3 separate regions of the Mus musculus genome follow, and regions 2 and 3 are each linked to region 1. The links are chromatin contacts, found by Hi-C or POLR2A ChIA-PET in ENCODE. All regions are on one chromosome and are shown on one strand. Each heading gives the region's core, a stretch centred on a gene start or an enhancer-like site at or near the end of the contact. The rest is flanking DNA. Distances are from core to core; before and after follow the strand shown. Region 1 holds the start of Rce1 (Ras converting CAAX endopeptidase 1). Region 2 holds the start of Npas4 (neuronal PAS domain protein 4). Region 3 holds the start of Dpp3 (dipeptidylpeptidase 3).

What was found. A loop is a pair of places that touch in the nucleus more often than their neighbours do. ChIA-PET counts read pairs that join two places held with the same protein, here RNA polymerase II (POLR2A).
Region 2: a map of heart shows a loop between it and region 1 (2.6-fold over the local background). The contact joins the promoter of Npas4 here to the promoter of Rce1 in region 1. A Hi-C loop is called at or near these places in 4 of 37 maps with a recorded cell type or tissue (heart and v-Abl transformed pro-B cells). POLR2A ChIA-PET finds 5 or more read pairs at or near these places in 1 of 5 experiments (Patski).
Region 3: POLR2A ChIA-PET joins it to region 1 with 13 read pairs in Patski. The contact joins the promoter of Dpp3 here to the promoter of Rce1 in region 1. POLR2A ChIA-PET finds 5 or more read pairs at or near these places in 2 of 5 experiments (Patski and embryonic stem cell).

What each region holds. Positions count from the first base shown.
Region 1 is chr19:4,623,650-4,627,163 of GRCm38, reverse strand. It overlaps Rce1 (Ras converting CAAX endopeptidase 1), which reads left to right and starts at 1,519. Exons shown (of 8, transcript NM_023131.2): 1 at 1,519-1,731; 2 at 1,869-1,971; 3 at 2,068-2,151; 4 at 2,401-2,479; 5 at 2,983-3,150; 6 at 3,267-3,338. The coding sequence starts at 1,547. It overlaps Gm960 (predicted gene 960), which reads left to right. Exons shown (of 15, transcript NM_001033447.3): 15 at 974-1,323. The coding sequence ends at 1,323. It overlaps Mir6986 (microRNA 6986), which reads left to right and starts at 3,209; the gene lies at 3,209-3,266.
Region 2 is chr19:4,988,007-4,991,520 of GRCm38, reverse strand. It overlaps Npas4 (neuronal PAS domain protein 4), which reads left to right and starts at 1,550. Exons shown (of 8, transcript NM_153553.5): 1 at 1,550-1,879; 2 at 2,634-2,785; 3 at 2,960-3,062; 4 at 3,173-3,446. The coding sequence starts at 1,705.
Region 3 is chr19:4,926,555-4,930,068 of GRCm38, reverse strand. Dpp3 (dipeptidylpeptidase 3) reads left to right here and starts at 1,782. Exons shown (of 18, transcript NM_133803.2): 1 at 1,782-1,849; 2 at 3,010-3,284. The coding sequence starts at 3,015. It also overlaps a transcript of Peli3 not described here.

The DNA of each region.
Region 1 (3,514 bases), core at 270-2,769:
TTTCTAGCTTTGGGGGTAAGCCCTGGACTGAAACCAGAGAAATAAAATTCATGGTGTGGAGTGGTCCAGCTATCCAACGATCCCATTCCACTTTAGCCATGCTGCTGCCACCTGGGATTTGGCCGCCTTCCACAGTGATTGAGGGACTTGGAGTAGCAACCGCATGCATTCCTACTTTAAAGCTACTCAATAGGACTTGTGCGTTGTACTTAGTATGTGCACATTAGCCTTTCCAGAGAAACGTGCATTCATTGACTCAGGAGGAATCAGCCAAGGCAAGACTCTGTAAATCTGCACCTGCGAGGCTGGGGATGTAGCTCAGTGTCAGAGTTGGTTTGCTTGTCAATACCGAGTTTGATCCTCCTCTGTGTTTGTTCTTCCAAAACTGGATCTACTACGGATTAGTGATGGTGGTTCCCAACCTTCCTGACGCTGCCACCTTTTAATACAGTGCCTCGTGCTGTGGTGATCCCCAACCATACAGTTATCTTCAGTGTTACTAATTAACTGTCATTTTGCCACTGTTATGCACCACAGTGTAAGTATCTGATGTGCGACCCGCAGGTTGAGAACCGCTGAGCTAAAGCATGTTCACGAGTGTCTAATTCCAGCACTTGGGTGTTAGAAGCAAGATGATCACTTTAAGGCTAGCCTGGGTTTCAAGAGAGTCTGTCTGAACATCAACAACAAAAAGCTGCCTCTGTAGTAACTGCCTAGAACAATACCAGAGAGAGATTGAGTTGCTTATTGCCCGAAGCAAAGCTTAGGTTCAGAGAGGAACTTGAAATGCATATCACCTAGTTTGGGCGGAAAGTTAGATGTCGCCTATCATGGGAGGTCAGGTACTGAAATGTTTTCATCCGGAAAGGTGGAGCGGGAGAGTTAATTTAGAACGATACCCCTGCCCCAACAATCTCTGTAGCATTGGCACAAATCTTCGGGAGTAAGATGAAATGGGCTTGTTCTCTCCTAGAATCCATCGGGCAAGCAGAAAACAAGAGGCCCAAGAGGGGCAGCCCCAACCATGGCAGGGAAGAATCGCGAGTTCTGGGCTCAGCAAGAGACCGGAGCCCGCCAAAATCCGCCACGCGCGACCGCGAGCTCACCGAGGTCTCCCTCACTGCTAGAGGATCGCAGACCCAAGCGGCCCACGGCAGGGCCCAGGCGGCAGAGGCAGCTAGCCCTGCGGGCGGCCTGGAGGTACCGCAGCGAGAGCAGGGCGGGTGCGGGCCTGAGCTACCACCGCCGGGTCCTCACCACCGCCTCCTCTGCTCCCGCAGGACTTGTGGCTACAGGAGGTATCCAATCTGTCCGAGTGGCTGAATCCGGGACACAGGTCCTAAGCATTCTCTCTGAGACGCCCAGCAAGCCAAGGAAGCCCGGGACACGTGTGTCACAACTTCTGTATTTCAATAAAGCCGTTCCAAGCACAAAGTATCAACTATCGTGCAAGGGGAGGGGCGCCCGGGGGACCCGACAACTCGCGCCGCCGCCTGACGTCACCTACGCCGTCGCGTCACTGCCGCGCGCCACGGGTCCGGGCGTGATGGCGGCGCTGGGCGGGGACGGGCTGCGTTTACTGTCGGTATCGCGGCCAGAGCGGCAGCCCGAGTCAGCCGCGCTGAGCGGCCCGGGCTCGGGGCTGTGCTGCTGGGTGTCTGTGTTCTCCTGCTTCAGCCTCGCCTGCTCCTACGTGGGCAGCCTCTACGTGTGGAAGAGCGAGCTGCCCAGGTGCGGGGGATGCGCGCGCGGCCGGGATCTGCGCCCTCGTGGGGCGGGGCTGCGGGCGGAGCTTGGGCCGGACGGGGGTGGGGCCGCGTTGGCGTGGTTGCTGCAGGCCCCCCGGAACTTACTGTCCCTTTTCCTAGGGACCACCCCGCTGTTATCAAGCGGCGTTCCACCAGTGTCCTGGTAGTGTCCAGCTTGTCCCCTCTTTGCGTGCTGCTCTGGAGGGAACTCACTGGCATCCAGGTGCGAAGGAGGTGGGTGGGGCACAGGGCAGCTAGGGGAAGAATCTAGAATTTTGTGGGAGGGAACATCACTAACGCCCCCTTTCCTGTGGCTCAGCCAGGCACATCACTGCTTACCTTGATGGGCTTCAGGCTGGAGGGCATTTTCCCAGCAGCGCTGCTGCCCCTGCTGCTAACTATGGTGAGTCCTGCTTTATTTTTCCAACTCTGTTGTCACTAGTGTAATGACGTGCCCTGCTTGGGTACAGCTTTTGGCAGATGGAAGACAGGAATTATGATGTGGCCCCCTAAGCTTCTGGTGTACATGGCTGGGAAACCCTAGAACTCAGGAAACCTGAGGTCTGGTGAGGCTGACCAAGGGCATAGGTGTGGGCAAGGTCATTGGATTGTGGTAAAAGGCTTTCATTTTATGTTTGCCCCCCCCCCCCAGATCCTTTTCCTGGGTCCACTGATGCAGCTCTCTATGGATTGCCCTTGTGACCTGACAGATGGGCTGAAGGTTGTCCTGGGTGAGTCTTCAAGACTGAGGAAAAGGTAGGCACAGGCAGTCCAGAACACTGGGGAAAGGAGTCAGTGAGATGGTGTGATCTGGACTGAAGAGGTGAGATGTCACCTCTCAGCGTGTGTTTCCACATCAGTAAAATGGATTACATTGCTGAGTACCCTGTAAGTGTGATACTCAAGGAGGCCTGTCTGGACCACAAACAGCACTTGATATGGGCCAGACAGCATCTTCCCCTGCTCTCTCATCATTTGGCTTCCCCAAAGATTGGCCTTGGTAAAATTTGGGTGCCTCTGGAATTTTCTGTGACTCCCTCATCTACTGCTGCCTTCCCTTCCTGCTGCCAGCCATCTCAAGCCGTTGTAATTTGGTCTGATAAGGCTTGTTCCCTTCCCCATTCTGATTCCCAGGATCTCCTAAACTGAGTTTGGCTCGAGTAAATCTGTGGGAGAGGGCCCAGATGTCTCTAGTAACCAGGCACTCACTGCTTATCCTGAATATTCACTCTAGCCCCTCGTTCTTGGGCCCGCTGCCTCACAGACATGCGCTGGCTACGAAACCAAGTTATTGCACCGCTGACAGAGGAGCTGGTGTTCCGGGCTTGCATGCTGCCCATGCTAGCGCCGTGCACGGGTCTGGGCCCTGCTGTGTTCACCTGCCCACTCTTTTTTGGAGTCGGTGAGTCTCGCCCGTCCAGCAATGACGTTCCCAGCATGAGGGCTAAAAATGGGGCTTTGGGTGAGGGGAGCTAGGTAGAAAGCCAGAGGCATATGTGGTTTTCACCTTCCTCCCAGCCCATTTTCACCACATTATTGAGCAGCTGCGCTTCCGCCAGAGCAGTGTGGGAAGTATCTTCGTGTCTGCAGGTGAGGCCTGGAGAGCTGCAGAGGCAGTCAAGGGGTGGGGTGCTCTGATGTCCCTCATAGACACTCTGCGGAAAGGGTTGGAGACTGAGCTATAAGTATTGGACGGGGCCCACTAATTATGGAAGGTGGGGTACAGAGAACAGCCACAGATACTGGGCAGGCAGCCACTGCCAAGG
Region 2 (3,514 bases), core at 301-2,800, 360 kb before region 1:
TTCCTACTCTAAATGAAATTTTGGGCAAAAAGTTTCTCTAGTCCTTTGTGAAATGGTTGTGGGATAAAAAAAGGGCTCCCATACCCTGTGTAGACAGCAATCGCATGTAAGTGACTGAAGAAAGGTGTGTGTGGGGGTGTGTGTCTGGAGGGGTGGGGTGATGCAAAGGCCACACTACAAAGACAAGCCTGACATGACAGGTAGTTAAACCAAAGGTGCAAATTAGAGGGGTGGGGGTGGGGGGCGCCCACAAAGCCGAGATAGACTGTCCAACGCTCAATGAACGAAGGAAAAAAAAAAAAAGAAAGGTGTATGTTGTGCGCTCACTCAGTGACAAGTGCACAGGCAGAACGAGGAGCCCTGGAGCTAAAGATGGAGCAAGAATTGAAGGGAGATGGGGAGGGGACTCTGGCAGAATTAAAGGGTCTTGGGTAGGTGCAGCAGCCACTGAGGGCACAGCAGACCCTGGCTACTTGGCAGCCTCCCCCTCTTCCCGGCTGAAGCAGTGGGGAGAGCTTTCTAGAGCTGTGCGGAGGCCGGTAGGCCCCGCCCGCCGCTGCCGCCGCCGCAGCCGCCGGAGGATTCCTGTCCTAATATGGAGCTGGGATTCCCCCGGCCCCGCCCCCGCCCCCCAGCCCGCCGGAGAGACTGGGGCTCGCAAGAGGGCGGGGGAACAGCTCGTCTTGGGGGCTGACAAGCGGGAGGGGATCGTGGGAGAGGTTCAAACACACATCCAGATCCTCACCAGGCCCTGGGTCTTTGCCTCAGTTTCCCCGACAGGTGGCTAAGATGAACTAATAGAGGAAAAAGGAATCCCTGCAGATCACAGTGGAGATGTTTGTGTTCCTATGGTGCTAAGGAAATATGATCAAGACCGAATTCAAGTGGTCTCTTCTCCACAGGACCACCATTCCACCCTATCCTGGAGATTTAGACCCTCAGGTCAGGGCATGGAGGCGAAGAAGGAATTATTTATTTGAAACTGGCTAAGGGACTTTCAGATTGAATAGACCCCAGAAAAGACCCCCAGTTGTGACCTAGCCCCTCCCCAAAAGCCAAGGAAAGTCCCTCATGTAATTTCGACCCCTGCCTGGCAGATGGCGGCAAATTGGCAGAGGACCAAGCCCCTTCTCATCCTTTGCCTCCTTAGAAAAATCTATGTTGATAGCAGCCTCGCTTTGCCTTCTACAAACTCTCTTGTTAAGGGCTTCAGACCACCCTAATCCATGTACTGTTCCTCCTCCTAATAGAATGTAATGGAAAACCTGGGTCCCTGCACCCCATTCCTGGCTCTGCACAGCTCTTGCCAGCCGGCCCCCTCTGCACCCTCCCTTCTCCCCCTTCCCCCGCCCCCTCCCTCTCCCGTTCGACGTCACGGGATGACGTCGGAAGTCTGGGAGGGAGGAGGAGCACCCCCCCTCCCCAGCCAGTGGCTCCCTCTGCAGCTTGCTTTAGCCCAGCCTCCCGCCTCCCGCTGCCCCCCCCGTCTCTAAAAACGAGCCCCCCACGCCTGTCAGGAGCTATATAAGGCGGATCGAGGCAGGCGAGGGGGGCAGCGCTGCCGAGCGGAGCCCAGGAGTGGAGCGAGAGCGAGCAAGAGCCTGAGCGAAAAGACCGGGAAGCAAGGAAGAGGAAGCCTCCGGTGCATCGGGAAAGGATCGCAGGTGCTCGGGAGCCGGAGCTGGAGCTCCACAGCCGGCAGTCATGTACCGATCCACCAAGGGCGCCTCCAAGGCGCGCCGCGACCAGATCAACGCCGAGATTCGGAACCTCAAGGAGCTGCTGCCGTTGGCTGAAGCGGACAAGGTCCGGCTGTCCTACCTGCACATCATGAGTCTTGCCTGCATCTACACTCGCAAGGGTGTCTTCTTTGCTGGAGGTGAGCAGCTTGGGCTACCGGAGACCAGAGCTGACGGGGACCAGGGATGGAGGAGCTGAGGGAATGTGCTAAAACTGCCGCTTGTCTAGCACAGCGTGCTGGAAGCCTGTGGAGAGAAGGGACTTGAGGGGACCCTGGACTTCCTACTTTTTCTTCTGAGCTCCATCTAGACTAGCCTAAACGATAGTCCTAGCACTGGATTTGTGTGAGATAGAGCGCTAAAACAGAATGGTCCAGGCTCCCATTGCCTCAGAGGCACTCCAGGAATCCGGGGAGGGTACGGAAGGAAGCCTGGCAAGCTACAGGGAAAGCCTGCAAAGGCAAAGTATGAGGAAGAGTAGCTTGTGCTAGAAAATGCTGAGAGGGTCTTTCTATGCGCTCTGGAGCTGTTCGACGTCCTGAAGCCATCACCCTTTCTGGCGCTGCCCGCGGTGCTGAAATGGCCATAGCCCCTTTTCGCAGGAGCTGTCCGCGGTGCTGAATCCCAGTCCTTTCGGGAGAGCTCTGTCCACAGTGCTGACAGCAGAGGGCTGCTGAGGTTCCGGCCAGGCTTGGAAGTCCAGGGGCTCCCTGGCTAGATAGTTTTAGCAACAGGTCTCCTGGCCAAGATCCACAAGCATAGGGTCAACAGGTGTTGGCAGAAATAGGTCTATGGGAATTTCCTGTGTCTTCTCCAAGACTCAAAAGATGTTCTCTTTATTTCTGTGTTGTCCCTGATTCTTATCCTGACTCACCACATCTTCTCACCCTACAGGCACTCCTTTGGCTGGCCCCACCGGGCTTCTCTCTGCTCAAGAGCTTGAAGACATTGTGGCAGCACTACCTGGATTTCTCCTTGTATTCACAGCTGAGGGGAAGTTGCTATACCTGTCGGAGAGTGTGAGCGAGCATCTGGGCCACTCTATGGTGAGTACTAAAAGTCCTTGCATCTCAAGTTGGGGTATATGTGAGATAAAATGAGCCTCTCACTACTGAAAACAGAGTTATTAGAGGCGAGTGTGGGGGAGTCTTCCCTAAGAAAAATCATTGGTTGCAGATAGGCTCTTGCTGCCTTCACTAATGATCACTTCTCCTTTCTAGGTGGACCTGGTTGCCCAGGGCGACAGTATCTACGATATCATTGACCCTGCTGACCATCTCACTGTGCGCCAGCAGCTCACCATGCCCTCTGCTCTGGATGCTGGTAAGAACCTCCTCTCGGTTCTTCAGTTTACTCCTCTGCTGCCCTGCCCTAACTATCTACTCTCCTCCAATGCCCACCCTCTTAGTCAGTTTTTCCTTTTGCTCACCTAGATCGCCTTTTCCGTTGTCGATTCAACACCTCCAAGTCCCTCCGGCGCCAGAGTTCAGGAAACAAACTGGTGCTTATTCGAGGTCGATTCCATGCTCACCCACCTGGGGCCTACTGGGCAGGAAACCCTGTGTTCACCGCTTTCTGCGCCCCACTGGAGCCAAGACCCCGCCCTGGCCCCGGCCCTGGCCCTGGCCCTGGTCCTGCTTCTCTCTTCCTGGCCATGTTCCAGAGCCGGCATGCTAAGGACCTAGCCCTACTGGACGTTTCTGAAAGGTAAGCCCAAAGTGTTCAAACTCCAGTAAGAAGGGAGGCCAGAAAGAAGGGAACTTTAGATTCGTGAT
Region 3 (3,514 bases), core at 533-3,032, 300 kb before region 1:
AAGTATTTTCATTACCAGATGGATGCAAACGTACAGAAAAGCCATGACCCATTAAAACAGAATGTGGGGTGTGTGTGTGTGTGCGTGTGAGAGAGAGGTGGGGGGAAGAGAGAATATGTGTGAGTGAGAGAAAGAAGGAGAGAGAGAATGTGTGTGTGAAAAAGAGAGAGGAGAAAGAGAAGGAGAGAGAGAGAGAGAGAAAATGTGTGTTGTGTGTGTGTTGCTGCAGGAGTGGAAACTGTATAGTGGAAGGTCTTATAAAATCAAAGGTCCTCTCACCTGTGCAATTGGTACAACAGTGATATGTTATCTCAGGGTTTTTGCAAGAATTAAATGAAATTCTATATGGCAAGCCGCTGGTAAAGGACTTCATTTAACATGCACTCCTGTTGACTGCGGTTATAACACGACACCATGCAGCTTGGTTGGGGGTCTTGGGCCCTGGGATCCTTCACTTGCCTGAATTTGCCCTTGGTGGCTATGGATAGCCCTTATTTTCCTATCTGGTTACACTTACATTTCAACTGGGTCTCAGTCAGACAACTTTATACCTCGTCTAGAAACAATGAGAACAGGCAAAAGGAAAGAAGAGGACTTTCCTCGGGACACATTTTTACAGAATTCCCCCTTATAATGACACTCACCAATCAGAACCAAGAGCTACTAGCGCTGTGGTGACAAGGCTGGCCTTAAGCACATGGTTGCTCTGGCCCCTCTAAATAGGCAAGGTAAGGAAGGTGTGTTGGATTTCAGTCCCGAAACACTACCTCCTACACAACTCTAGGGGACAGCACTACCTCTTGATGGCTGCCCATCCCTTGGGTAGACTTAGTCCTGAAGTAAAGCTGACAGTGTTCCAGAGTAAGAGAAGTGAGCTATCTAAAGTCACACAGCTGGTAGGAGACAGACATCTGATTGAACCCTAGACAGCCTAAGTCAGGCCCCAGCTCTTTGCAGTGCTTACCACATCTGGTCAGCAAGTACTTGCAAGAGCCATGGGTCACCCAGAAAGACTCCTCCCTGACTACCAAGAGTAAACAACATGCTTGTCTGCATCCTGGGCTGCCCTCCAGTCAATGTCACTGGAGACCGCTTTTCTATTCTAGCTGGCAAGTGGTCACACTAAGAAAGTGCCAGCTACTAGCTGGCCTCGACTTCAAGTGCGTTGAGGAAACTGGGGTTCCCAATGTTTTAAGGATGGCTTCCATGGCGACCCAGTGGAGCACCTGTAGCATTTTTCTGCACCCCTGGGACTACTGGTGGATGGGACTACTATTCGCACAGCCTACATACACTCTTTGTAAGAGCTTCGTAGTCTCCAAATAGCATCTCCAAATCCTAAATCCAGGGAGGAGGGGGTCCACATTATTATAGTCTTCTCTAAGTGGAGGTTCCTAACTGCCAAATCCAGGGTAGGGACACTGGAGGTGAAACCCCAAAGAGAGCAGGCTCCCAGCTACATGTGTGGAGGCTCCCGATGTATAGGAACTCTCACGTTTGGGGACCTTGTCAGTCCCCTCTGTCGGTACCCGACAGCAGCCACGCGGGGTACTGAGAAACTCAAACTTTTTCACCAAACATCGCCCTACGCCACGCCTCTGTGCAGTGAGGGCCAGCAGACAAAAGGCCAAGGCCTCGCGGTCCTTGCAAGGCAGGCACCACCCGTAGCGCTTGGGGGCGGGGAGAAGATGAGGGGAGGAACTGTCTTCGGTTCTTCTACTGGCTGTAGCTGCTGTCCGTCTGATCCCTGGGGCGACTACGGGTCGGTAGGGGCGGGGCTTGTGTCCCAATGAATGGGGCGGGGAGCCGGAAGCAGGAAGTGAGTTTGCGAACGGAGCAGCTGCAGCAGGTGAGGTACAGCGCCTTGGTTTTGGGGTCACGGTGTGTCATCTTCAGGAGATCAGAGCGAGGCCTGGCTGTGCATGCAAGATCATCCCCTTTCTGTCCACCCTTCAGTGCCTCTTCCAAATCTCTCCCAGCTTTTGGGCAAGGAGAATTTCCAGGCAGTAAAGAGTTAACACCTCTTTCCGAGCGAAGGGGTAGATGGGGCGGAGCCGCGCAAATAAGGAGTACAGAGGGTGGAAACGTGTCCTTAGCCAGGGGCGGAGCGTGGAGAATGTGGTGGGTTCGGAATTCCTTGGGTCCCAACTGAGCTGAAAAGCTTTGGATAAGTTGCTTGCTTTCCAAATGTCATATGGTTCCTATCTGGAAAATGGGTTGTGCCCTTATATGGCTTCCCAACAGAGCAACAGAAGAAAACAGGATAGTGAAGGGCTGAAGAAAGACATGAGACTGGGGCAGATGCTAGGAGGGAAAAGCTGGGACAAAATATCATTGCTGTTTTTGATTTATTTTTTGACAAGGTTTTATGTACCCCAGACTGACCTTGGAATCTGACCCTGGGCCTGGTTGTTGGTTAGACAAACTCTACCAACTGGGTCACATCCCTGTCCTGGATTTCATACCCAGCTGTTGAGCTTGGTGTCATACTCACAGTCAGTGTTGCAGAGGAGCAAAGAGCAGTGCAGGGAGGTGAAGCGGCTGCCCTGGGTTTTAGACCTTTTGGTGGAGCGGGGTTGGGACGGTGGGGTGGATATCCAGCATGAAGCCTTTGTCAGCAGTTGTGATGAGCTAGAGGTGTTGGGAAATTCTGAACAGAGACTAGGACATCTGAGAAGGTGGAGATGAGGCAGGGAGTGGCTGGGGCTGGGAGTCTAGTAATGAGGCTGTGTTCTGCCGGTTCTTCCTTCGTACACTTGGCATCCTGGGCCTTAGTGTCCTCATCTGTAATATGAAGTGATTGGATTCAGATTTTAAGTCTGAGAGGCCACAGGCCAAAGCTGGCCCGCAAGTATTTGAGTCTTTGAATCCCAGCATTTCAGGTGAATGGATGCGACTGGATTACTCCCTCCTGGACTTCTGGATGGAAGAAGTTAGTTAGCTCATGAGCTTTCAGAGCAGCCGCGAAGATGCTGCGCTCTCTGAGATGACTGTGATGTGTTCTTGCAGGGCTCATGGCAGATACCCAGTACATCCTGCCCAATGACATTGGTGTGTCTAGCCTGGACTGCAGGGAGGCATTCCGCCTGCTGTCACCCACAGAGCGCCTCTATGCCCATCACCTGTCTAGAGCTGCTTGGTATGGGGGCCTGGCAGTGCTGCTCCAGACATCCCCTGAAGCCCCCTACATCTATGCCCTGCTTAGCCGCCTCTTCCGTGCCCAGGACCCTGACCAGCTGCGCCAACATGCCCTGGCTGAGGGTCTTACTGAAGAAGAGTACCAGGTCAGTTCTCACAGGCTCGCCTGGCTTCTGAGGGGCTTCTGGAGATGTGCGAAGGACCAGGAACAAGGGGCATAGGGCTCTCTCTCCAACTAGGTAGAGGATTAGACTAAAGGGTGCTAGCTCACACACACACACACACACACACACACAGCCCTGTAGCTTCAGGCTTGTTTTCTGTAGAATGTGCATATGGTCTGCCATTAGTGTAGTGCCTGCTTCAAGATACAGGG